Regions from separate parts of the Homo sapiens genome. Here all the other regions are linked to region 2. A link is a contact called in ENCODE Hi-C or POLR2A ChIA-PET data. All regions are on one chromosome and are shown on one strand. The core of a region is the stretch at or near the end of the contact, and the rest is flanking DNA. Distances in the headings are between cores, read along the strand shown.

Region 1 (6,649 bases), core at 1,093-3,592, 490 kb before region 2:
GGAAGGTGCATTGTGCATTTCAAAAGCCTGCCTAGCCCGGGGAGATAAGGGGGTCGTTTTATCTCTTTGCATTTCATTTTACTCATCTGTAAATCAAATTTCCCTCAGTGTCTTCCAGAGTCCTCACGAGTATCAGAGAAGGCATAATCTGTACACGTGGCTTCATTTAAAATGAAAATATCAAGCAGTGTCATTTTCACAAGTATCCCCACACTGTCTGAGGCTGAAAAGAAGAGTGTAGCTATGCACACTGCAGTGAGAAGAAAATTTCAGCTCAATTGGAGGATGTAAAGGTACAAGTAAGGTTTCAGCAGAAGCGCTCATGAACCCCACATGAAGTCTTTCTTCTTTCTTAGCTCATACCCCCTTTAATGCATGGATGCTGGCTTAACTTTATCAGGAGTCAGAATAGGCTTCTGTGTGTATTCTTGACTAGAAGTAAAACAAATATTTTCTTTCTAAAGTTATTGAGTCCCATTGATCTATGTGAAATTTCACCATTAGATAGTCATTCCTTTTGCTTGAAGGCTTTGGGACTGCAGAAATTCCTGATTAAAAATTAAACCTTTCTATGGTTCACGAGCAAAATAATTAATCGCCTAAATGACAATTAGGTCATTCTATAATTGAATAAAATTCCAATGATACACAAACAGTAAGTTCAATTGGGAACCATGGGTAAGATTCACAGTGTACAGCATGATCTGGAGAGACAAGCTTGGTTGGGGGTCTAAGTAAAGCATGAAATACAGTCGGGAGGGTCACAGAAAAGCATCGAAGACAACTCTTAGCCACTTGTAAAATTTTGCAAGAAGTTGCAATACTCCAGAATAATCACAATCTTTTCATACAGTGCTTCCCAGTTTATAACATGTTATTCTATTTAACACTCCCAGCATCCCTTGGGGTAGATATTTCTGGAGGAGGAAACTAAGGAGAGAAGGGATGTGACTCGACCGAGGTCACCCACTGTGAAATGGCAGGTCATACAACTCCTGAGCCCTTCTGAATCAACCACACTTTCTTCCCAGGCAGATGGGCTCATTCTCAGTGCCCAGATCTGAGCTCAACCATTCTCTCTCTGGAAAAAGACATCTCATGCCACTTTTGACACATGTCAGGGAACACAGAGATACATCAAAGAATACATTCTGGCTTTAATGCCTACCAGTGAAATAAAAGACTGGAGATGTGGCTGCGTGTGGTACAGGCACACACACCACAATGCACACACAGCACACATACAGGATCACTGGGAAGAGTGTCTGTTCTAGGTTCATAATTCAACCAAAATGTATCAGTGATTAAAGCAATTGAGCTTTGCTCCCATCTCTGATTTCGCCTTGACTTTCAGTCCTCTGCTTCTTTCTCCTTTTCTCCCCGCCCACTTTTTAGTGGCCTTTGTTCTTCGTTCCTGAGCCATCTGGTTGCAAAGTATGGTAGGAGCACAGTGCAGCAGGCACATGAAAAAGCAGTACAAAAAAAAAAAATAGTAGGAGTGAAAACAAAAGACATGAAGATCCTGAATTTTTAATTTCTCTTTTCAGATTGAAATACCACTGCTCCTAGTTCTGATGCAAAATTGAAAAGAGTGCACTGGGTCTTCAAATGGCATATTGACAAGGAGAAAGAGGAAAGGATGCCCCAGGACAGCCTGGGGGTCAAGGCTGGGCTCAGGCATGCCTGGACAAGCCATGCAAGTTGTCTCCGGACTTGAACCACGTATCAGAGGAGCTATTTGAGGAGCCACATCAGCATACCTGCTTCTGTGGGCCCCCAGGCTGTGGTGCTCAGCCCTTGCACTATGAAACATTTTTTTTTTCCAGAAGCCAAAGCTTTGAGCATCTCCTCCCATGTAGAGAGTGTATATGTTTACGTCCATGTCTTTCGCCATGTGAACGCATGCAACCACCACCTCAAATATCATAAATCCTCTCTCTCCCCCTTTCTGTCTGCCTGTTTATCTACAATCTGTCTATTTAAATTCTTTTTAAACAAGAAGGGAATATCTTTATGCCTGTTTGTAGGGATATTCTACATCCATCTGTTATTTACATCATTCGTTTTCCTGAGGTGTCTCCAACAAATCCTGGCTGGATGCACTGTATGTGTTATTAATAAAACAGCTGTAAAAATATTAACTGTACGGCCTAATTGTCAGCCCTGATTGGGAGCCAAGTTTATCCCCGGACGGATGCGGAGACTCAGAATTTGGGCTTCCATCCAGATCTGACCCTTGCAGCTCACTTTACATTTGATTCTTTGACCATTTAAGCTGTTCTGGCTTCTTTTTCCTCCCAGGGATCTGTGCACATCCGGCCTCCTGGCCTCCTGGCTCCTTCAGGTGGCGCTGGTCCAGCTTCCTGAATGTTCATGGCCAGGCCTTTCTCCTCCTCCCCCTACTTTTGTTAAACTTAACAGCCATATGCTATAGAATCACCTTCCAGTAACTTAAAAGATGAGTAGAAATATTGTCAGCATTGCCTCTCTCTGCACACTGGTAGGAAATAGCATTTGGAGAGTCTGCATTGGAAAACACATCTCTATTAAAAGCATTGGGTTAGGATACCAGAAAACCCAGAGTGATTGGCTGCAAAGTGATACTTCCTTAGTATCTGGAATCAGATCAATCTTTCAGCCAAACCTTCTGGATAGGGAAGATAAATGAAGAGGTGATAATACATTTTATTTTTAATGAAGTGCTCAAAATAAACCAAATGAGGGCAGAAGTTGGCAAATGAGGCATTTTTTTACTGTGCCCTCCTTGGGATAGTTGGATTAACCCTGACTGGCTTATACCTAAGTGAGGCTGAAGTGTTTACTGTGGGGCAAGACTGGGAGGACAGACATTGCATAGAAAAAAACTTGATTCTGCCAGTATCCAGAAAGCCTTGGCGTCGTCTGCATCTAATTCTTAGGTGATTTCATAGAAGAACGTCCTTAGGTAGGGTGGTATGATGGTTTGCTTCATTACACATGAAATACATAAATTATCTGCCAACATTTCATAGGCCAAAACATTAATGACACCATTCAAGCTCTTAGTCCCAGTAACATTTAACATGGCTGTGATTAGCTGTCAAAAAGTTGGATAAGATTTGATGCTTTATGTTTGTTTGTTTTTTTTCTCTACTGCGACTTTCTTCATGATTGCAATATTCCACTCCAGTGAAGGGTTTTGGAAATTTTACAGGATTGGCCTTTGATTTTGCTTATTTTTTTAGGAAGATTCCAAGCAGGCTCTCCTGCCATAGAAGATTACCTCTCATATTCTCTTAACCTCACATTTTCCAGGCCATCACTGCAAATGTTTCCAAAAAGACTGCTTGTCCTGGGGTCACCATTCCAATTCTCATAACCATTAGTATTGACAATCTGGTAGGACACTAATTGTTTGTTTGACTTTCACATTTTTAAACAATCACTTGTAAGGGGAACCCATATTTTTGTCTCTAACAGAAGTGATGAAAATTTAAAAAGAGAAACCAAAAACTTCAAATTACCAGTCCTTAAAAGAAACTGCAGCAGGATGTCAATGAAATCATCAAATACACTGCTGGAGAGCTGACCTCAACAGAAAATTTAACACTCCACTATCTTGCTTGAAAAATACAGATGTTTTTTATACATGGTCAATTGCCTTCCAAAAATGTCTGCATTGTAAAATGTTTTTGTCTAACAATTGGACTAGATTAAAGTGACTTCATGGAGACAAACTGTTTTTAGCCTTGAAAGAGCTAGTAATTATTAGATGTTTCAATGGAAGCTACCTCTTTTTTCCACCTTTGTTTACCATATAGTTACCTGAGTTTAAATGTGTTGGTGTTTCCTGACCCATATCTTATAAATGTATGACAAATTAAATGTCTTTTCAATGAAGCAAAAGGAAAATGTTTAATAGAAATCTTAACTTTCATGAGAGCAAGAACTTGCTTTATCTACCATATGTGTCTCCCATAGTGCTTAACAGACAGCTGTTTGCCAATAGAGCTCAATATTCATTGACTAATGACCAAGTTAATCAAATTCTCTACTTGGCATAAGAGGGAGGTCTAAGTTTCTTCCTGCTTTAAGCTTCTATATTGAACTCTTACATGGTAAAAAGACTTTTAGCAATTCTTTATTTTATTTAAATGTTCAACAGTGTTTGCTGAGTATTTTCTATGGTGCTTAGCACAGGGGTAGGCACCAGGATGGATTCATAAATAAATGTGAGACTTGCCTCCCACCAATAAAAATTGTATAATTTGTTTGTGGAGCCAGGATATCACATAGCAGAGGCATTGTAAAATCTGGAGTAGAATGGTAGTAACTGCATATAGGCAGATAGGGCATTCAATTTCAAGGAAAAAGGGCTGTGGGATTAGTTACAAGACAAAACTTCACATGAAAGACAATGGAGGAGCTGGATCATCTAGAAAGCAGAAAATGAGGAAAAAATAAGCAGTTTAAGATTGAAGACTTGGTAGACCCAACATATACATTGCTGAACTTCTTGTCCTAAAGCCTAAATAACAATAACAGATGGAGACTAACTGGTAAGCTCAAAGTTTGGTGATAATTCAAGCTTTTCTTATAATCAATGTTTATGATGTGAAAAAAAGTCTGCACTCAAGTGTCCGGTATGCATTAATAAGTTACTGAATATGTTTAAGACGGAACAAACGTTATGCCATTGTTAATGTTCATTAAAATGTGGCATTCCGAGAAGGTGAGAAGTTAATTTTTGGTGATGGCTTCTGGAAGTAGATGGAATGAATAGTCCTGAGGGTATTCTATTACCAGAGAGAAGGCTACTGAGGAGATAAGTTTAACTTCCATGATTCTGGAAATCTCAAGTGAAAAAAACTTTAAAAATGACAAATTCAGGAAATATTTACTATTTCAAACAAAACACTGACTTTCCATTACTTTTGCCTGGCAGAGAAGTGAAAATATTGATCTCAGAGGAGATAGCTTTTTGTTTAGGAAAATATTCTGATATGCTTTTTTTTTTTTTTTTTTTTTTTTTTTTGTAAACGATGCCCCTGCTATCTTAAAAGATAGGATGAAAAAAGAGAGAGAGAGAGAGCTAAGCTGCACTACATAAAAAGTTAACTGGACTTTGGGAACTGGTCACTGATGCCTCACTGGTGGTTGGAGAGGGCTGAGCAACTTGGCAAGAGGCTGGCAAGAAGCCTAGAAAGAAAAGACAGCCATGCAGACATCCAGGTGGAGTGGATAACTGAGGGGCTTTTAAGAGTAGTGGTGATTAATATTCAGTTGTCAATGTTTCCTATTCTGAGCTGTGCTGAAACCATTCACTTCTATCTTTAAAGCTTTAGTTAAGATCTGCCCAGAGATGTGTTGAGTGTTGGGAGAGAGTAGAGCAGTGCTTAAGTCTGGGTCAAAGTAGTGTAGAAAGAGGATGTTGGTTATGGGAGCTGAGATAGATAATTTAGGGCAGGCTGCCCAATGACTGACCCTGGAGAACAACAGCCTTCCCTTGGGAATGCTCAAAGGTTTCAGGAAGAGTGTGGAGGACATGGGTAGAGGCTTGAGCCATTTCATTTGGATAGTGAAGAAAAGGGAAATATCAGGCTCCTGACATGCAGGTAAATTTTAGCCATGCTGAGACAGCTGGATGAACAGAATGATGACAACATATCTATCCATCCGTCCATCCATCCATCCATCTGCTAATTGATTCAATCATTCGTCATTCAGTAAGTACCAAGAACCTATTATATGTGAATCACTACATTACGAGAGACACAGTTTCTTTTGTCCAGATTTCAATTTTAAGTATTAATGTATACACAAAGCACATTAAAGAAATAAAACCCAAAGCTTCAAGGATGAGGTTGACTTTATATGGGCCTCGGAGAATGACTTACATTTGAATAAGAATCAAATGAGAGATTCCAACATGGATACCCTGGGAAGTCACTCTCCCCAGGCTCTGTCTAAATGGCATAGGGGAGCATAGGGTCCCATCCCAGGATGTACTGTCCTTTGCCACAAGTTAGAGATGAAGCTGGGTCTGGTGTCTGTGCCTGAATATTCCTACAGCTTCTGAGTCCTGTGGACAATGACAGAGGAGACAGACCATGCAGGAAATTTGTCTAGTATAAAATAAAACTAAAAGAAAGAATTAAAGGAGGGAAGAATAACATTCACAGCAACTCTTTATATTTAGATACTATTTTGTAATTTATCATGAAATTTCATGTATAATAGCTGATCTATCATCACAACTGCCCTTTGAGTAGGTATTATTATTCTTATCTCTCAGAAGACAAAACTGAAGATCATAGTTTGAGCGACGTGTTCCAAAAACATAAAATTAGACCATGTGAATAATTCAATGATCAGAGTAATTGTTACTAGTTTTCTCTCAGATCTGAAAATATTCCCTGACTTGCTCATCATTTTAATAGTTTATATTAAAAGTAGAGGACATATAATGAAATTTAAACTAATAAAAGATAGAAATAATGAAAGATTACTGATTAAATCATTCATTCTTCATCTGAATAGCCAATTCCCCATCTTATATGATACAATTCTCAAAAATGTTATGGTCATGTCATTTTTCTGGGATGCATCACATAAACGAGAAGATACTTTAGAGAGTATTTGGGTGTTGATAAATGCATCTATTGCATAC
Region 2 (6,639 bases), core at 3,361-5,860:
CCCTATAACCATGGCTCTCACATGGCTTAGCTTGCTGGGACCAGGTCTGGCCCACTGACTACAAGATGGGCGTGATCCATCACTCACCATAGGCTACGGTCAATCTCTTCCTCTTCGCTCCTGGGGTCCAATCTGCTGGGGCTGGTGGGGCTGGGGCAAGAAGGAGTCATGTGGCACCCCCATCAAGTTCTACCTTGCTATGAACTGAATGTTTGTGTCTCCTCCAAAATTCAGTTGAAACCCTAATTCCCAATGTGCTAGTATTAGGAGGTGGGGTCTTTGGGAGATAACTAGGGTTAGCTGAGATCATGAAGGGGGAGCCTCCATGATGGCATTAGTGTTCTCATAAGAAGAGGAAGAAAGACCAAAGCTCTCTCTTTCTCCACTATGTGAGAATTCAGTGAGAAGGTAATCATTTGCAAGCCAGGAAGAGAGCCCTCTCCAGAACTTGACCATGACGGCACCCTGATGTCAGACTTTGTAGCCTCCAGGGGTGTGAAAAACAAATGTCTGCTGTTGAAGTCACCCAGTCTGTGGTATTTTGGCCAGCCTGAATTGACTAAGACATACTTCTATATGAGGATTTATGAACAGGTTCCTAGGCAAGGGAGTCTGCAAATTGAAGAGGCATCCCAAAACATGCCTACTACCCCTCCTTTTTTATTTAAGTTTCACAGGACCCTCTTGGTTCTCCTTTTCTTAGGTGCCTCCAATCTTCTAAGTATAACATTCTGTGACAATTCTGTGACAGAATAAGTATTTATTCTCTGATAATTAAGGAAAAACAAAAACAAAAAGAAGACAAAACACCCACATTTGTCCCTGAAATTTAAAATACGAAGGGTTGTTCCCTGGTTTTCTGATTGTAGGGTCAAAAAACGAAGAAGCAACGAGACTAGCAATTGGATACCTTTAGATCCCAAACTTCATCCTATCATTGGTTTCTGGATAGATTATTTATTGCCCTTGAAATTCAGCAGAAGGGGGCTGGGTGCAGTGGCTCACACCTGTAATTCCAGTACTTTGGGAGGCCGAGGTGGGCAGACCACCTGAGGTCAGGGGTTTGAGACCACCCTGATGAACATGGAGAAATCCCATCTCTACTAAAAATACAAAATTAGCCGAGTGGGGTGACGCATGCCTGTAATCCCAGCTACTTGGGAGGCTGAGGCAGGAGAATCGCTTGAACCTGGGAGGTGGAGGTTGCAGTGAGCCAAGATCGTGCCATTGCACTCCAGCCTGGGCAACAAGAGTGAAACTCCATCTCAAAACAAAACAAAACAAACAAACAAAAAAAGAAATTCAGCGGAATGAGGAGTCTTAAAAACCTAAAAGCTAGAAGGGGTTTTATTGGATTATCTAATCTAACCTCTGGATTTTACAGCAAAAGACATTGACATTGGGCCTTAGTTCAAAGAATGACTAGAGGTAGAGCCAGTGGAATTTCTCCTAACCCAACGTTTGTGATCTTTTCATTACATCATCTAAGCAGAACCTGTAGGGGTTAACTCTGAGAATTGGGGATGATGCTTGTGATAATGCAGCAAAAAGTAATGTCTAAATGTAAGATATTATTTTGAGATGAGAACACCGAATGGGGATGGAAGACAGGAATCTTCACCATGTGTGAATGTACAGGAAACAACCAATAAATGCCTTAATTCTTGTTCTGTAAAAACTTACATGTAAGTAAAAGATCGCCGAAATTGATCTGAACTCTGTTACTGCCACAAACTTTTATCAGCAAATGGAGATTAGGATGTTCCCACTGCCAGATGGTATATAGGAATATGGTTGAATGTGGACTGTTATCACAGACTGTCTGGTTTCAAAGGTGGGCTCTGTCACTCAATATAGTTGTGTGACTTAGTTAAGTTTGTACCACTTACAAAACTTCTTCCTTGGGTCAAGCTACTCAATTTTACTTGCTTCTGTTGCCCAATATACAAATTACAGTAGTAATACATACTCCATAGGGTTATTCTTAGGCTTAAAGTAGCCAGTATTTGTGAAGTTATAGGAACACTGTTTAGCATATAGTAAACACATGTGTTATCTGTCATTATTATTACTTGCTTTTCTGTTGCAAAGACTAAAAGCTATTGTTTTGGAGTAGGGAAATTTCCATTTAAAATTCCATTGGCTAGGTTAGCGGTATCAGTTGATTTAGCAAGGAATTAAGAGATGAAAAGGAATTATTTCTTTCGTGGTGGCTTCATCTTTATCTGTATCCACTATAAAATTCGTAAAGTGGGCGTTATTTGCTTTACACAGACCAGAAAACAGGCTACAGAAGGTAACTGCTTGGCCAGAAATGGGTTGAGTCAGTCGTGGCTTATGGCACAAACTACATTTGAGTCTACAAAGCAATAGATGAAGGTCTTCGCCAAGTGAAGACTTTTTGGACTTGGAAAGTTCACACACTTCCAGCGCTCTATAAGAAGATAGGGTGGGGGAGTTGGAGGAGAGGACCCACATCCCTCTTCCAGCCTAGGACCAACTTGGCCCAGAGGCCTTTTCCCATGCCGCCCAAGGCTCGCTGAGAAATCTGGCTCCACACAGTGGGAGAACCCAGGGTCAGGCTTACTGTGAGTGAGGCCGGCCCAGTCTTTCCCGAGCCTTCCTCAGGGAGACCTGGGGGTATCTCACTTCCCTGCGGAAGTCTGTGGAGTTTAATTTGTAAATTTGTGCCGAAACTACACTTTTGTGTCAAAGAGCAAGGACGGCCAAGAAGCGGCAACACGAATAAGAGCGCAGGGAAATGGGGCCTGCGAACGACCTCGGCCTCGGGAACTCCCACAGTGCCGCCCCACGCGCGACGCCTACCCGAGAACAGCCACCCGCCTCCGCTCCCGGAGGAGGCGTGGTCGACCAGCACCGCCATCTTGGCCGCCTCTCTAGGCGCTCTGTTTACCACTCTATGGTCGCCTGCTCCCGCCCCGCCCCTTCCCAGTCATTGTCTGGAGGAGCAGCCGCGGCCGCAGCTCCTTCTCTTTATAAGCCCGCAGTTCCCGGATGTGAATGGATTACAATGTATCTTTCAGGGAAACCTATTATTATCAATGTGACTCCACGGGGGAGTCCATGGTGATGATGATGAGGAGGAGGATGATGATGATGAGACACCTCTAAACTTGGAACAAGTTTAAGACTTTATGAGAGAAGAAAAAAAATCACCAACAAGAATTGTTTGAGGAAAAATTATAACTATCCTGTGTTCATTTTTTTTTTTATAAACAATAAGAAAAAGTTGTTGGATTTTTTTTTAATGATTTCTTTTTTGGGGGAGGGAATTTTGTTGCAGTTTTATGGTGGAAAATGCAAAAACCAGAGCCAGGTGCATAATCTTGTAATCTGTGGATATCCCTGGAGCAGGACTGAGTACCAGTTAAAATACTTTTTGGGGATACACATGTGAGATACTAAGTACTTGCAGAAGATTTTTGTCTCTCTTTTTAAAGTCTCTTTCCTTGGAATATTGTGAGAATATTTGTGGCCATTTAAGGTAACGTTTCAATTTGCCGTCAGAGTAAACTGTTTGTAATTGAATTTAATTTTTAAAATGTCGATCCCGATGTTTTATTAAAACAAAAGGGACAACCTATTAAATAATTGCCAATGGGAAAAAGTGTGTGCATGCATTTTGTGTATGTACTCGCACATCTAGCAATACCAGGATTTGTAGAATGTGTGTTTTTTTTTTCAAACACACGTTAAAATAGCTTATGTTGCATATACCGGATAAAGCACGCTTGTTATTACGAAACGATAGAATTATGAAGCTTAAATTTTATCCTAAAAAGTGATGTGAAAAAGTATGTTTTAAGAGCATGCAGGGCCTATAATGGTAAATGTTGAATTAAAAACTTACAGTGCTGGCGAACAGGGACTTAGCGTGCCTAGGAACTCAAGTGCAAAAACAAAACAACATCCACCCCCAAAAATTGCCCTTTTTTTTTTTCGAAGTTTGCAGTTATACTATTCTGTGACTTAAAAGGGAGGGGAAAGAAAGTATGCAATTCAGATTTCGCCCCCAACGCAAAACTACCGAAACGAAAATCTCCCCAGGAAAATGTGGCTTGATTTATAGACGAAAAAGAAAAATATTGTTCCTCTTGGCAAAGTCTTTTTGCATCACGTGTATTTGCAGCCTAGTATAAACTTGCTTTGCCGTGTGTGGATGTGTGAGTGAGAGGGAACGAGAGTAAGAGAAAGAAAGAAGTGAGGGGATGTAAACTCGAATAAATTTCAAAGTGCCTCCGAGGGATGCAACGGGCAAAAACTGAACTGTTCAGGCTTCAGATTGTAACTGACGATCTGAGGAAAAATGAGGTGCTCGATGAATTTTCGTTTGTATTTTTTGGCGAGGCGGGGGAGGTGTTGAGATTTTTTTTTTTTCCCCTCGGGGTGGGTGCGAGGGGGATGCATCCTAGCCTGCCCGACCCGGAGCAAGTCGCGTCTCCCCGCCGGAGCCCCCCCACCCATTTCTTTGCTGAACTTGCAATTCCGTGCGCCTCGGCGTGTTTCCCCCTCCCCCCTTCCCTCCGTCCCCTCCCCTCCCCGGAGAAGAGAGTTGGTGTTAAGAGTCAGGGATCTTGGCTGTGTGTCTGCGGATCTGTAGTGGCGGCGGCGGCGGCGGCGGCGGGGAGGCAGCAGGCGCGGGAGCGGGCGCAGGAGCAGGCGGCGGCGGTGGCGGCGGCGGTTAGACATGAACGCCGCCTCGGCGCCGGCGGTGCACGGAGAGCCCCTTCTCGCGCGCGGGCGGTAGGTACCGGCGCCTGCGGGGCTCGGCGGGGCGGAGGCGCCCGGCGGCGCGGGGTTCGGGCTCGGCGGCCCCGCACGCGGCTCCGCGCCTCCCGCGCCGCGGGCTCCCGGCGCCCGGCGCTCCCAGAAGAGACACCCCTTCCCCTCCCGCCGCTTCCCTCCCCCTCGCCGCCAGCCCCCCCGCCCCTCCCCTTGATGCCCCCTCGGAGGGACCGAGGACTTTGCCAGGGGCCTGACTTTAATTTTTATAACCCCTTTCTTTCACAAATTAGGGTGCTGGACAATTAGAGGACCCGACCCTCCACTCCGCTCCCCCCAACCCTGTCACCCCACCCCTCCCCCTTTGGACGTGTTTTCACTCCAGAGACGCTCATCTTTAATTTCTTGATAGCTACTTTGAAAAGCGGAGGGGAGTGGTGTGTGCGAGTGTGTGTGCGTGTGCGAGTGTGAGTGTGCGAGGGGGGTGGGGTGCAGGGTGGGGGGAAAGTTGAGATCGGATCGTTCTCAGTAGTTTCTCTTTTCTCTGTGATCCATTCATTTCTCGCTCTACCTCCTGTTGCATAAAATGATGCGCTGAAGAGCGGCTTTTTTTTTTTCTTTCCCTGATTTGGTTTTATAGTGGATGTTACCAGTTTGATCGTCTCTTTGGAAATACAATATCGCTTTTTTTTTTTTTTTTTTTTTTTTTTTTTTTTTTTTTGCTATTGCTGCCTATTCCATCTTAAAAAAACAAAACCAAACCCAACCCAACAACAAGTCTCCCATCCCTTCCTCCTTTCCACCTTAATCCCACCCGCCCCCACGTCCCCACCCCCAACCCCCCAGTCTCCAAAAATCCGATTGTGTTTTCTCCAAGGATTGGGACTGGATTTTCTGATTGCGGTTATTTCCATGTTTCTAGGTTTGTGTGATTTTGCTAAAATGCATCACCAACAGCGAATGGCTGCCTTAGGGACGGACAAAGAGCTGAGTGATTTACTGGATTTCAGTGCGGTAAGAAAGAACGGTGGAAACTAACAACAGCTGTGAAAAAAACAAAACAAAAACCCAAACACTTCAGCTAGAAACCAGTAGGAATCTAAAGGACAGTAATAATTTTTAATTGGCTGAATCCTTGGTAAATATGAAGGTCTTTTTGACAAGTTTTTAACTATAATTTTGTGGTGTGATGGAAGATTCAGGCTTTTTTTTTTTTTTGAGTTTTATTACTGGCCTTCAATTCCCTACCCACTGATTACCCCAAATAATGGAATCTCACCCCAGTGGAAAGCAAAAATAGACACCCCTAAAACTAAACCACCCCTAAAACTTGGCCATGTCTGAACACTGAGACTACTAATACTTTGCACACTACTCTTCGTTTTATTTATTGTTTTTGGAAATGGAAAATAGAAAATAGGAGACCCAGTTGTCTCTTTAAAGTTTTAAGCTAATGATGCTTTGGATTGGTAGGACCTGTTCCTTACATCTTACCTCCTAGTTACATCTTTTCCTAGGATTCTTAAAACTAGTATGGATATGCTGAGCATACATTCTTTAGAACCTTTTGGACTGTTTTGGTAAATTTCGTAGTCGTAGGATCAGCACAAAGCGGAACTTGACACACTTGTGGAGTTTTACGGCTGTACTTGGTCCTTCTCCATCCCTTTGCTTCCTTTTCCTAAACCAAGTCCCAGACATGTCAGGAGAATGAATTCATTTTTAATGCCAGATGAGTTTGGTGTAAGATGCATTTGTAAAGCAAAATAAAAAGAATCCACAAAACACACAAATAAAATCCAAACCGCCTTCCAAGTGGGGCTCTTTCATGCTGCTGCTGCTGCTGCTGCTGCTGCTGCTGCTGCTGCTGCTGCTGCTGCTGCTGCTGCTGCTGCT
Region 3 (5,860 bases), core at 2,995-5,494, 480 kb after region 2:
TTTGGTAGAAACAGTGCTCCTTCAAATACAGTTTGCAATTCACTGTCTTAGAGCAGGGGCTAACACATTTTTTTTCTGCAAAGGGTCAGATGATAAAAAATTTAGGCTTTGTGGCTTTCACTGACTCTGTTGCAGCTTCTCAACTTTGTCCTTGCTGTACAAAGGCAGCGACAGGCATATCTAAAAATGGGTGTGGCCATGTCCCAATAAAACCTTATTTACAAAAACAGGCAGTGGTGTAGATTTGGCCTATGAGCTATGGTTTGCTGATCCCAGTTTGTCCATTAAACAAGTGAGATTTATCCTGACTAGGGAAGGTACAATCTCAAATAGTGAAGCAAAAGCTTAGTTCTTTCCTGAGTAATTACTAGAACTTTGCTGAACTTTGGAGACTAAGCCACTGAGGATACCAGTTTTTCCCTGATCATCTTGAGAATTACAGCAGGCTAAGTGACTTGTCCCACACTGTTTAGTTTATCAGACATCTATCTAGCTGTGAAATCTTGGCCCAGCTCTGGATCTATTGCTAATCATCAGCCAGACTCACTGTGATCAAAGACGGACAATAGAACATGGAGCAAGTGGACCAACCACTTAGTATCAACTCAATTATTCTGTCTGAAATGAACCATCTATGTTTTTCAAGCTTACAAAAGGAAAATGTTATAAACATCATTAGAGGCATTCAGATGATCCTGCCTGTTTTCTGAATGGTTAACCATAATTAAATACTGTATTAGTTATCTAATTGCATACCAAATTACCTGAAAATTTGGTGGCTTAAAACATCTAATGTTTTCAATCTCACAGCTAGAGTGGGTCAGGAATCTCGGTGGCGTAGTTCAGTTCTCTGGCTCAGGGTCTACCATGAAGTGTTGGCCAGGGCCGTGAGGACTCAACTGGGGTGAATCTACTTCCCAGCTCATTCCCACAGCTGACCTCGGGGCCCTTGGACTGGCAGTTCCTTGCCTCATGGGTCTCTTCCCAGGGCTGTTCACAACATATGAGTTGTTGTTCCCTAGAGGAACTTCCCCTAGAGGGAAGGCTCAGAGAAAGGAGGCGGGGAAGGCAGGCAAGACAGAAACCAAAGTTTCTTTGGAACCTTATCTGGAAAGTGCCATACTATCACATTTGCTATTTTCCACTTGTTAAAAACATGTCACTGGTTCCAGCCCACACTCGAGGAATGTGACTCTACAGAGGTGTGTATATTAGGAGTCTGGGGTCCTTGAGGGTCATCACAGAGGCTGCCTACCACATATACTAATTTCATTAAGGTCTTTTTAATTATTTCTTTGTGCAATGAGGGTTCAAACTCCCTGGCCTTGAGTAGCAAAGGAAGATGTCACAGCCACAGTAAAAGCATTAGGACGTGTCTTTATGAGTACTCAAGAGGAAAGAAAAAGAGAAGAAATAAAGTATGCATGTTGCAAGGTGGAAGGGATGGGGAAGAGAAAAAGAGAGACAAACGAAGAATTATGGAGGCATTTTTCTAGAATTATATGTCTTCCTTTGGAAGAAAGGAAGCAGACTGAAAGCTTCCTGAAAGAGATATGGCCAGTGGACTCCTAAAAGTCCTCTTGTTCCTGCTCATTCCTCAGTTCTCTGGGTTAGAAAGTGTCTCACGTTCTCCACTCATTCATACATGTTTGACTATTATTGATCTATTATTACCAAAGTAATTGGCTGAAATTTTATAATTTTGGCTGTCCACTTGCCAAAAAAAAGGAAAAAAAAAAAAAGATGAACAATCAGCCCCATACCAAGTACTAAAGGGGATACAATTGTATAATATATCTCCTGCCTTTGAAGATCTTATATTCCAATTAAGGAAATAAGACAAACATATGGAAACAGTTATGTTAAAATTAAAGATTTAAATAACAGTTTAAGGTAAGAGTAGAATGTTGTAAGGCAGCATGTGATTAATTACCAGACAAATTATATAGAATTCGTTACTATTGGAATCCAAGGGAGAGACTGATCATTGTGAGCAAGGTGATTGGGGAACATATTGTGAAGAAAATGATAAGGATCTGGAAAGGGAGAGTAAAGTAAGGGCATTCCAGGTGGATGGGATGGCATGAGTAAAAATAAGAAGGGAGGACAGGTGTTTTGGGGGAACAATGAGTTAACCAGTTTGGAGAGTGGGTTTTTGGAGGCGAGTAGTCTGAAATGAGGTAAATGGTAAGTCAGACAGCCATGCAGGAACAGGTTGAGTTTAATTATCTAACCTGTGCTTGGTCCCTGAGGCAGATGGCTCACCAACAAACATGCTTGAATTACCCTCTATTAGAATTTTCAAAAAGGGGTAAGTTCCAGGTTGATTCACTGAACATCTTGGGCTCCCATCCCGTGCCTGTCTTTTAATAGCAATTGGTGGCAAATGGAAACGGTACCTGTGCTTTGTCTCCATAGCAGCAACTCACAAAAGCCTTGATGGCACCCAACTGAAAGAGCCTGAATTGTTGTCACCCCCCACTGAAAGACGAGGAGGCAATACAGGGAAGGAACGTGGCTGTTTCAGGAGGCTGTGGGATTAGGGAGACAGGTATGCTGGGCACCAGGAGATCCCAACCGAAGTAGAGTTGCAAAGAGGATTCAGGGTATCAAATCATAAAGCATTCAAGTTAAGACAGCAGGAAAAGATGACACTGAGCCTGCCTTCTTCACATTCTGAGAACTTGGAACCATGGAGAAGGGTCATAGAACCTTCAGAGAAGACCTAAAGAAACCCCTAAGTAGATGTGACATCTAATTCAACACCACCCCCTCCAACTTCCTAACTTTTACGTTACTCAATCTCTCTAAATTCCATCTGCTCATCTATCAAATAGCTATAACAGTATTACTCACTATATCCATGACATTGTTTTGGAAATTCAATGAGTCCACACGTGTCAAAGATTTCAAAGTGCCTCCCAAAAAGTTCTCATAACTCTTAGGTACTGCTTTTGTTGCTGCTATTGTCAATCTGTTCTTCCTGGCATCTCCATATCTTTGATAGTCATAAAAGCACATAACCACATAAGGTGGTAAAATCATAGTTTTCTCTTAGATGTAGGTCTCTTTGAAAGGCTTGGAATGACCCAAGGAAGGCTTAACATTAGAATGTCTCTGGGTTTTAGAATGTTTCTCACTCCCTCTTTCCTACTCCCTCTCCTGTCTCTGTCTCTTCCCTCCCTTCAGTAAGCCACATAGTCAATGCCTTCTCTGTGCCAGGCACTTTGCAAAATACTTCTAGCATTTCTAGGCTCTGGATATGCAGATTTGGGCAAGGCCAGTAATTAATTTTTGGCTTCTGAAAGGTAAGTGATCATGTTCAGGTGTGGATTCAGATAAAGTAAGTTAGTAGGGTCTCTCAGTAGAGGAAAAAATGGGAGATTTCATCTTAAGAAGGAAGAGGATGAAAATGTGAACCCAACATGTGCTGTTTGGGAATAGATTCCAGTGGTGTGTCTGGAGCAGCAGGGGGGCATCTGTGGGTGTCCACAGGCAGCTGGCCAGCAGGCAGACAGCACAGGGCTCAGAACCAAGGCCTCCTGGTGCAGGGAAGGTATGCAGACAGCACCTGGGGCCCCATTTCTGTACCTGGCCTGGCTTCCCAATCCCATCAGCTGCTAAATTATGGGGAGGAGAGTACCATGAAGGCAACAGAACTCATCTTCTTTTAATTATTATTCTATGGTAGTATGGTCATGACTTGTATTTAATATCTTCTGGCTGGCAACAATGTACTGAATGCTCTGCAGACCACAGCATTAAGCATGGCTGGCCATTGGCTGTTATGCTATGGGCTGACATCTTAATTCTACAGACATGAGATGCTTGGGGAAGAAAAGGAAGGCTCCTATGGCACCAGGGCAAATAGCAAGATGGTAGCTCCTTGGTCCCAGACTTGGAGTCCTTGACCTCAGCCTCTGTCCAGAGGACCCTTCCCACAGTTGCACAGCAGGACACTGATTTATGATACTTCAAGAGGTGTTTTCAAAATGAGTGGGCACAGAAAAAGTATCTAAAAGAGTTTAAGATATTAATTTATTTCAGATATCCAGGATACTCAGGAAGACTGCAGTGAGAAGGGATCCCACAACAAATTATGACCAAAAATAGCTAAGAATATTGCATTTCCAATTTGCCAGTATGCTAGTGGCGTAGGAGGCTAAAGGCTGGTATGAGCTCAGCCCGGGCTTTTGCCTGCATTGTCGGCATCCCAAATTAGCAACAAGTGTCATCAAATATATGAACTGGGAGGAATTCCAAAGGAACCAAATCATTGCTCTCCAAATAGATGGAGAGAGGATGTAGTGAGGGGTCAGAAGTGGAGAGGACAGGCACAGGAAACGTTTGTGGTGTCATTTCTGTCCCCGGACAGGATGCCGGAAGGAGAGAGGTCAAAGCAACAGGAAGTCTAGCATCACGGTACAAAACGTTATCAAGACTGATGGGATTTTAATTGTTTCATTCTTTGGGGCAAATGCTGTGTGATCACTTAGCCATCGAATCTCTATTGTGTTATGTTTTGTAAAATTTATTTTTAATTTAAAGTCAATATAGGAAAGGTTGAACAAACAAAGGTAGAGGTGGGAGTGCAGTGGGGGAAGAGCTTGTTAAAGTAAACGATCCAAAAACTACAAAAATGCTGGAGGACTTTTGTGCAGGTCTCTCCCAAGCTGCATTTCCCACTGGACATCTGGATTATAATTCAGAGTACCAGTTTCTGGCTTTTGGCCCTACTCAGATCCTCTGAGTTTCCAGTCTTACCTAAGTAATCCTCCCTAGAGGAGTTTATGTGATAAACTCTATCCACTCCCCTGGAGGTGTATGTATCAGAAAGTCCTTTGAGTAGGCCACAGAGAGAGAATATAAACTCCTGCACCTCCTGGGCTGCCTGAAGTTCCCCTCAATCACACAATTCCTGCTGCTTTGGCTGTTGGTTAGCATGACAAAAGCAACTCTTCAACTTAGGCTACTCTCTTCTAAAGGCTAAGGGACAATTGATAGCATCATCCCCTCAAATCTAGGAAGAAACTATGAAATGACATACCTCTTTAGAAAATGATTTGCCCATAGAAGATCTCAGTCTATATCCACGAGAGAGAAAGAGCTTAAGTGTCATTCAGATTTACATCTCTCCAAGTATGAGGGGTTGGGGGTTGGATAGTATAGCTCACAAACATGCCCTTGGAGTAAGGAAAGCTCTCAGCATTTGAAAGTGTTCTCCAGGCTGATGCAGTGTTGTGTTCCAGGTTCCTCTGAGTAGCTCCTAAACTCAATCTGAGTTCTTTGTAGCAACCTGCGTGGTGCCCAGGAGCTGCCCATTTGCCATTGGCCTGACTAGTTGGATTTTAGTTGCTGGACTCTAGTCCAGGGAACCTACTCTGAGCCACCCTCCATCTGAACTTCACTGTATTCATATTCTCCCATGATTTCAGGGCTATACTAAGACTGGGATAAAAACTGCTGAGTGCTGGCATGACACAAGATGGAAAATATGGGCTATCTCACATGGCTAGAATCCCCATACCCTCCCATAGGAAAACAGGTCTAGCCATTCAGCCCCAGAAGTATATCTTGGCCATTTTCTGAGAATAAGAAATATAAGGCTATTTAAACTGTATTTAGAATATCCCCAATCTTCAGATTAGATTGATGACAAAGATTTCAGAAAGAAATATCATTTGTTCATTCACTTATTAATTCAAAAAATACCTATTAGATACCTACCATGGGCAAGGCACTCTGCTGGATGCTGGGAAGATATGAGTTAAGAGGACAGACATTTGTCAGCTCCCATGGATAACACAGAATAAAGCAATAGAGCCATTCTTAATTGTGATATGCGCTGAGAAGATAACCA
Region 4 (6,741 bases), core at 393-2,892, 400 kb before region 2:
GTGTGTGTGTGTGTGTGTGTGTGTGTATTGCTATGAAACATACATCAACACATTGCTGATAGGAGAATTGCTGCCACCCTTTGGGAACTAATTGCACAATATGATTAATAATTTTGGAAGTTTTCATTACACATAATAGAAAGTCCAATTCAATTCACTTACACAACAACAACAACAAAAACCCTGTAATTTCACATGATAAGGATTCCAGAAGGAGAGAAATGTAAGGGCGTTAATTTAGTGGTTCAACAGGTTACAAGGACTGAGTTTCTTTCTGTCTTTCTTCTGTGTCATGTGCTTGTGAGCTAGTTCTCTTCAACATCACACGGTGACTGCTATAGTTCTAGGCATCACATCCTTATCCACCAATAACAGAAATTTTAAAAAGGGTGGTCTTATCCTTAAATCTGTTTTTAACATCTAAGAAACCATCCCCTGAAATCACCCCGGCAAATTTTCATTCACCAATTATTAAATAAAATTAAGTCATATTCTCTTTTCTAAGCCAATCACTGATAGTGGGAATGGAATTACCATGGTGGGCTTTTTCTAACCATTGTGCTTGAAGATGAGTCCACGTTTCCTTGAAGTATGTGGCTGAATAGAAAATGATAGACACCTGGGATAGAAAAAGGGTACTCCTAGTAAGAAGACAAAAATTGATGTTGGCTATCTATCACCAAAATTTTTCGCCATGTGTGTCAAGAGTTATATCCATGCCTTTTGACCCAACAACTCTACTTGTGGGAATTTCTTGTTAAAAAATAATCTAAAGGTATTTATTTAAAATATTCATTAGTGCACTGTTTATTTTAAAACTATAAAATAATGTCTAGTAATATAAAAATTATTCACTTAGATGATTTCTATTAGATGAAATATTATAGAATTATTGGAATGATAATTATAAAACATTATGGCATTAAGGAAATGTTTATTACATAATGCTAAGTGAAAAAAGACACAATTACAATTACAGTATGATGGCAACTATATAAAATATGGTTTTATTTTTTAAAGGATATAAAAAAGATTGTGTGATTTTTTTCTTTGCATTTTTAAACATTTTGCTAGCTTATTTTTAAACTAACAAAGAATATAATGTATTATCTACAGATAACGCATTATCTGTAGAATTGAAAGGATCATTATATAACAGTGTAACTGTAGGCTGCTGGTTAAGATATAATCAGATATCTCAAAATTGGGAATTTTTATGAGGCTGTTACATAAAATTATGTAAAAGTTCCAAAATTATTTAAATGGAAGTAACTAAAAAACTGAGTTGAACTCAAGGCATTTAAAAATATATATTTCAAATTTATGATATACAGTATCAAAAAAGCTATACAATTTTCCATATTAGTTGGGTTAAAAAGTGCCCTTATACTAGTGATTCTTGTTTAGGTTGGTTTTCTACATGACCCTATCAGAGAAAGTTTGTCTTTTTTTCTGCTTCTAGTAAGCCTTGTAGATGTCATTGGCACATTTATTTTTCCTTGATTTCTTTGGGAAAAGGAGGCAACTGGTCCAGCTTTTTATGCCTGAGGTCCAGAAAACATACACCTGGGAAAGGCTACTGAACTTTAATTAGTCTTTCCTGTTTCTGAGTCTGCTTGCACAACAGTCTTCCTCCTGCACATGACCCTGTCGTCAACTGTCTTCCTGAAATGTTTATAAATAAAACATGGAAAAAAGTATGAGATCACAGCCCAGGATTAGCCTTAAGCCATGTCTTTAGGGTTGTTGCCATAGCAGAAGTGTATCCAGGATCAAAAAAACACTCTTGGATCACAGGACTCTTTCACTTTTTATACGCTGTGTAGCACCTGGTCTATGGACTGCATACATTTCAGCACAGGGTGGTTGTGCTCTGTCACAAGCCCCTTAAAAAAGGAGAAGTTATCTTATGAGTGATGGCCCTATATACTATGTCACTCACCTTGTCCTTGTGGAAGAAACAGGACCAGAGAGGGCAAATAGATTTGGTAAACAGCGAATGAGACAGCAGAAACATATAGATGTATTGCTAATAATATTCATTTTTTGAAAGTAAGAAGTTAATGCATCCGTGTAGGACAGAATGGGGTTGATGATATTTTTGTTCTTTTTATCCTCGCTCCCCAAGCACTTATCTAAGGATATCTAGAAGAGCAGGACTGGATTGAGTGGGGGTGGGGGTGCTGTCCCAGGGAATGGGGGAATAGCTCTTGGGATTTTGTGCCTTTTTATGTCTTCACTTGTCCTTTCTCATTTGGGTTTAGGTGTGTCCTATCTGAGGAGTTTAATTGGCTCCAGAGCAGAGATCTTTATTCCCTTCATCAGACAGAGTGTGTTCTATGACCACAGTAGAATTCAGCTAGAAGGAAAAAGTAGGACAATAACTAGAAAATTTCCAAAATGTTTAGAAATTAAGCAATAACATTTTGAATATGAGTAAGTCAAAGAAGAAAAAATAAAAATCAAACTGAAATATCATTAATATGGCACATCTCAAAAACTTGTGACATGCAGGTAATGCCATGTTTAGAGGGAAATTTATAGCCTTAAAATGTATACATTAGAAAATGAGAAACCTGAAAACCAATGACGTCCCTCACACTCAATAATTTAGGAAAAGAATTTAAAATTAAATTCAAATAAAGTAAAATAAAGTAATAAAAATTTACTGAAAATTACAACTCACCAAAATTGAAAACGAGGAAATAGAAAAGTCAAACCAAAAAAAAAAAAAATCCATAATTTAAAATCTCCTTGCAAAGAAAATTTCAGGTCCGCATGGCTTCACTGGTCAACACCTCTAAGCATTCACAAAGATGTAATATCATAGTTCTAGAAACTCTTCTACAGTATGGAAAAACAAATAGCATTTTTTTCAGCTCACTTTGAGGCTAGTATAACTTGGATACTAAAACCTGACAAGGATATTATAATACAGTAAAATTACAGACAAGTCTCTTTAATGCAAAATATAAGATGGATAATGTATCATGACTATATTGAATGTATCCCAGAAATGTAAAGGGTTTTTTTAACATTCAAAAATCAATTAATATAATTCACCTCAACACTGAATAAAAGAGAAAATTATATGGCCATGTCAACAATTGCAAGAAAAAAAATTTGAGAAAATTCAATGTGATACATAATCTATGTTCTGAGTACTCACAAGTTTGACTTTTTACATGACAACATTTTTGAACCCAGGACACCTTTTTTCTTCTTAAGTATCTGGCTCTTGAAATTGAAAAGCAGAATTTTATTGATCTTTGTCTCTACATACTCACTTTATAAAGGTTTCTTTTGAAAGCAAAATCTTGATTATCTTCATGATATTCAGTTGGCCATGGACACTTCCTCCCACCTAAGGGATGCGTGCCTCAGTCTCAAATGTGAAAGGCCATTGGGCAGTAGAAATTAACAGGATGAAAATAAATTAGGTAATGTTTTAAGATATTACCCAGTTGTTTTAATAATAGAGAATTCTGTGATGAGAGTCCATCGTTCTTCCTTGGAATTGCCTATAGCTACCATTCCATGGAGATTTCATTTTCACTGATTCCTCACTGACCTGTGGAAGAGTCTATTTAATCCTCAATCACATGTTGTATTTGCTACTTCTACAAACATCTAATTTGTTAGTGGTCTACAAACCATTTGTTACAGATGCCCCAATGTGTACTGTCCTTTCTCCATTAGTCATAGGTCCAAGCATCAACTGGGCGACTCTCCACTCTCAGTGCTGGGGCCACTGTCAGGGTCCAGTATCCTTCAAGTCATCCAAAAGTCTTTTGACTCAGACATGCTGGGCATTCCAGAAGAAGGTTTAGAATCTCCATCTCATCTGGCTGCTTTCTGCTATGTTCACTTCACATCTCTACCTTCATATTAAACTGTCCCAAAAGAACATTCTCAAAATCAGCCCCAGATTGCAGGGTGCTCATTTCCATTACGAACATCCAGAAACTAGAGCCCTTTTTTAACTTTAGCCATCAGTGGGTGTGAGATGGGATCTCATTGCGGTTTTGATTTGCATTTCCCTAATGAGTAATGATGTTGAGCATATACTCATATGCTTATAGATCATTTGTGTGTCTTCTTTGGATACATTTTCATTCAAATCCTTTGCCCATTTTTAAATTGGATTTTGAACTTTTTATTAATAAGTGGTAAGAGTCCTTTACATATTCTAGATACAAGTCCTTTATCCCATGTGTTTTGTAAATATTTTCCCCCATTCTGTGCACCATTCTTTTACTTTCTTGCTGGTATCATTTGCAGCACAAATGTTTTTAACTTTTGTGATGTTCACTCTATTTCATCTTTTCTTCCTTGTATTTTTGGAGTTGTGTCTAAATTAAAATCACAGAGAATTATGCCTTATGTTTTCTTGTAAAATTTTTATAGTTTTAACTCTTACATTTAGGTTGGTAATGCATTTTAAATGAATTTTTTAATAATGTGAGTTAGGGGTCAACTTCATTCCTTTGCTTGTGGTTATTCAGTACTTGCTGAATCATTTGATGAAAAAAAAAAAACTGTTCTCTCCACACTGAATTTTCTTGGCACTTTTGTCAAAAATCAATTCATCAGAAATATAAGGGTTTATTTCTGAACTCACAATTCCTATTGCATTCATCTATATGTCTATTCCTATGAAATGTGGTGCTGTCTTGATTACTGTAGCATTGTAGTAAGTTTTGAAATCAGGAAAGCTAGCTGTCTTGGGTGCACCTACTTGGAATCAAGCTTCTACATGTGAGGCTGGAGGGAGAGAAATGCCAACAGCCTGTCCTTTCCTGAATCAAACCATAGCCCAGACTTGGAGATGGAGGGAGAAGGAACCCCTGTCTACTTGGCTGTTTATGCCTAGGGCAAAGCTTCTGTAACATTGAGCTAAGGTGGAGGTAATGGACTGGATCATAGCTCAGATGCCATAGACTGTCACAGCTTTTACTGAGATTTAGTAGATTTTTTAAAATTAATCTTTCTGCCCTTAGGACAATTTTCAGACAGACATTTTAAATGATTGCTCTGTATTTTTTTTACCAGTTAAATTGGTTTTTTTGTTTGTTTGTTTTTTAGGAAAAAGGTGCACCGAGCCTCTTACTTTATTCAACAATTATTATTTAAGTAAAGCTTGAAGGGATAATTGAAACAGCTCTTGGAAAGGTTTTAGTGAGAACTCTGCCTCCAGATGCATCTGCAGAGGTGCTGCAAAGCAGTATCATTTTAGTTTGTATAACCTATTCAAGGATCATAACAGTCATTAATTTACTCACTCATTGATTCATTTAATAAACATTTTATCATCTTTCAGACACTACACTGGGTAGTAGGGACAGGAGGGCACAAAAAGAATACATCATTAAGATGTGATCTGTGTTCTAGAGGAACTCACAGTCTAGTACATAAACAATGTCTCAGCTCCCAAAATAAGTATGTTGCTGTATTTTATCCAAGCAGAAGAATCCTGCTTGTTATGGTAAGAATCTTATGTCTAAAGCAATATCATCCTGATTCTTGATAATCAACTCTTAATAATTCTTTTTTTAACTTTTAAGTTCAGGAGTACATGTGCAGGACTTCGGGTTTCTTACATAGCTAAATGTGTGTCATGGGGGTTTGTTGTACAGATTATTTTATCACCCAGGTATTAAGCCTAGTATCCATTAGTTATTTTTCCTGATCCTCTCCTTCCTCCCACCATCCACCCTCTGGTAGGCCCCAGTGTGTGCTGTTTCCCTCTTTAGGTCCATATGTTCTCATCATTTAGCTCTCACTTACAAGTGAGAACATACGGTATTTGGTTTTCTGGGTTTTACTGGTTTCTTGGGTTAGTTTGCTAAGGATAATGGGCCTGTACCTCCATCCATGTCCCTGTGAAGGACTTAACCTCATTCTTTTTTACAGCTGCATAGTATTCCATGGTGTGTATGTACCACATTTTCTTTACCCAGTCTACAAGGAGAACTACAAACCACTGCTCAAAGAAATAGAGATGACACAAACAAATGGAAAAACATTCCATGCTCATAGATAGGAAGAATCAATATTGTGAAAATGGCCATACTGTCCAAAGCAATTTATAGATTCAATGCTATTCTCATTAAACTACCACTGGCATTCTTCAAAGAACTAGAAAAAACTATTTAAAAATTCATATGGAACCAAAAATGAATCCAAATAGCCAAGGCAATCTGAAGCAAAAAGAACAAAGCTGGAGGTATCATGCTACCCAACTTCAAACTATACTTCAGAACTACAGTAACCAAAACAGCATGGTACCGGTAGAAGAACTTTCATGGTGTAAATACTCCCACCATGGTCAATTTCAAGCTACCAATCAAAGTAAAGTCATTCAATGTGGATTTGAAGAGCCACGAACACAACTGGCTCTTGTTAACTAGTGCACGCTATTTCTAGCACACCACAGAATAATCATGTTTTTAAGAACATTCATATAAGATATAGTGAAGTGCTTATAAAACAATATTAACTAGAAAAAAAGATACAAGACTATATACAGTAAGATTAAATCTCAAATATATCTGCCTAATATTTTTCCCAGGAAAAGTTACTTCAAAACCCACCAGTACCTCCCAAAATTGCCACTCCCAAATAAAACACTCTTGCCTGGCCTTCAACGCTTCCTGCCATATGAATTCTACCTACCCATTCAACTCATTTCCACCTTACTCCAACTCTATGTTCAGACAATTTTTTTCCCTAGCAACACAA

What was found. Hi-C counts contacts between places; a loop is a spot of excess contacts on that map. ChIA-PET counts read pairs that join two places held with the same protein, here RNA polymerase II (POLR2A). Pooled maps may share reads with other maps.
Region 1: a loop to region 2 is called in a map of endothelial cell of umbilical vein, with 15 times the contacts of the local background. The contact joins the enhancer-like site here to the promoter of TCF4 in region 2. A Hi-C loop is called at or near these places in 3 of 168 maps with a recorded cell type or tissue (IMR-90, endothelial cell of umbilical vein and heart left ventricle) and 3 of 50 pooled maps. POLR2A ChIA-PET finds 5 or more read pairs at or near these places in 2 of 52 experiments (AG04450 and OCI-LY7).
Region 3: a pooled map of heart left ventricle shows a loop between it and region 2 (6-fold over the local background). The contact joins the enhancer-like site here to the promoter of TCF4 in region 2. A Hi-C loop is called at or near these places in 5 of 50 pooled maps. POLR2A ChIA-PET finds 5 or more read pairs at or near these places in 2 of 52 experiments (activated B cell and activated CD4-positive, alpha-beta T cell).
Region 4: a pooled map shows a loop between it and region 2 (4-fold over the local background). The contact joins the enhancer-like site here to the promoter of TCF4 in region 2. A Hi-C loop is called at or near these places in 1 of 168 maps with a recorded cell type or tissue (heart right ventricle) and 4 of 50 pooled maps. POLR2A ChIA-PET finds 5 or more read pairs at or near these places in 2 of 52 experiments (OCI-LY7 and endothelial cell of umbilical vein).

What each region holds. Positions count from the first base shown.
Region 1 is chr18:56,078,849-56,085,497 of GRCh38, reverse strand. All of the region lies in intron 3 of LINC03069 (long intergenic non-protein coding RNA 3069), which reads left to right. All of the region lies in intron 2 of LINC01905 (long intergenic non-protein coding RNA 1905), which reads right to left. It overlaps LINC01539 (long intergenic non-protein coding RNA 1539), which reads left to right. Exons shown (of 9, transcript NR_040026.1): 8 at 109-293; 9 at 1,548-2,142. LOC124904363 (small nucleolar RNA SNORA73 family) reads left to right here and starts at 5,904; the gene lies at 5,904-6,104. Within about 2 kb of position 2,342, at least 7 of the 41 ENCODE cell types and tissues checked have a DNase peak (open chromatin) inside an H3K27ac peak, as active enhancers do; they include endothelial cell of umbilical vein and heart left ventricle, where a contact is called at or near this core.
Region 2 is chr18:55,586,163-55,592,801 of GRCh38, reverse strand. TCF4 (transcription factor 4) reads left to right here and starts at 4,610. Exons shown (of 20, transcript NM_001083962.2): 1 at 4,610-4,764; 2 at 5,666-5,757. The coding sequence starts at 5,686. It overlaps LOC105372126 (a long non-coding RNA gene), which reads right to left and starts at 2,903. Exons shown (of 3, transcript XR_935479.3): 1 at 2,827-2,903. RefSeq lists an enhancer at 2,796-3,025.
Region 3 is chr18:55,109,080-55,114,939 of GRCh38, reverse strand. The region is part of intron 2 of LINC01929 (long intergenic non-protein coding RNA 1929); the gene reads left to right. Among named protein-coding and RNA genes, the nearest start is that of LINC01929, 12 kb to the left of the region's middle. Within about 2 kb of position 4,244, at least 2 of the 41 ENCODE cell types and tissues checked have a DNase peak (open chromatin) inside an H3K27ac peak, as active enhancers do.
Region 4 is chr18:55,983,773-55,990,513 of GRCh38, reverse strand. No RefSeq gene overlaps it. Among named protein-coding and RNA genes, the nearest start is that of LINC03092, 9.1 kb to the left of the region's middle. Within about 2 kb of position 1,642, at least 3 of the 41 ENCODE cell types and tissues checked have a DNase peak (open chromatin) inside an H3K27ac peak, as active enhancers do; they include endothelial cell of umbilical vein, where a contact is called at or near this core.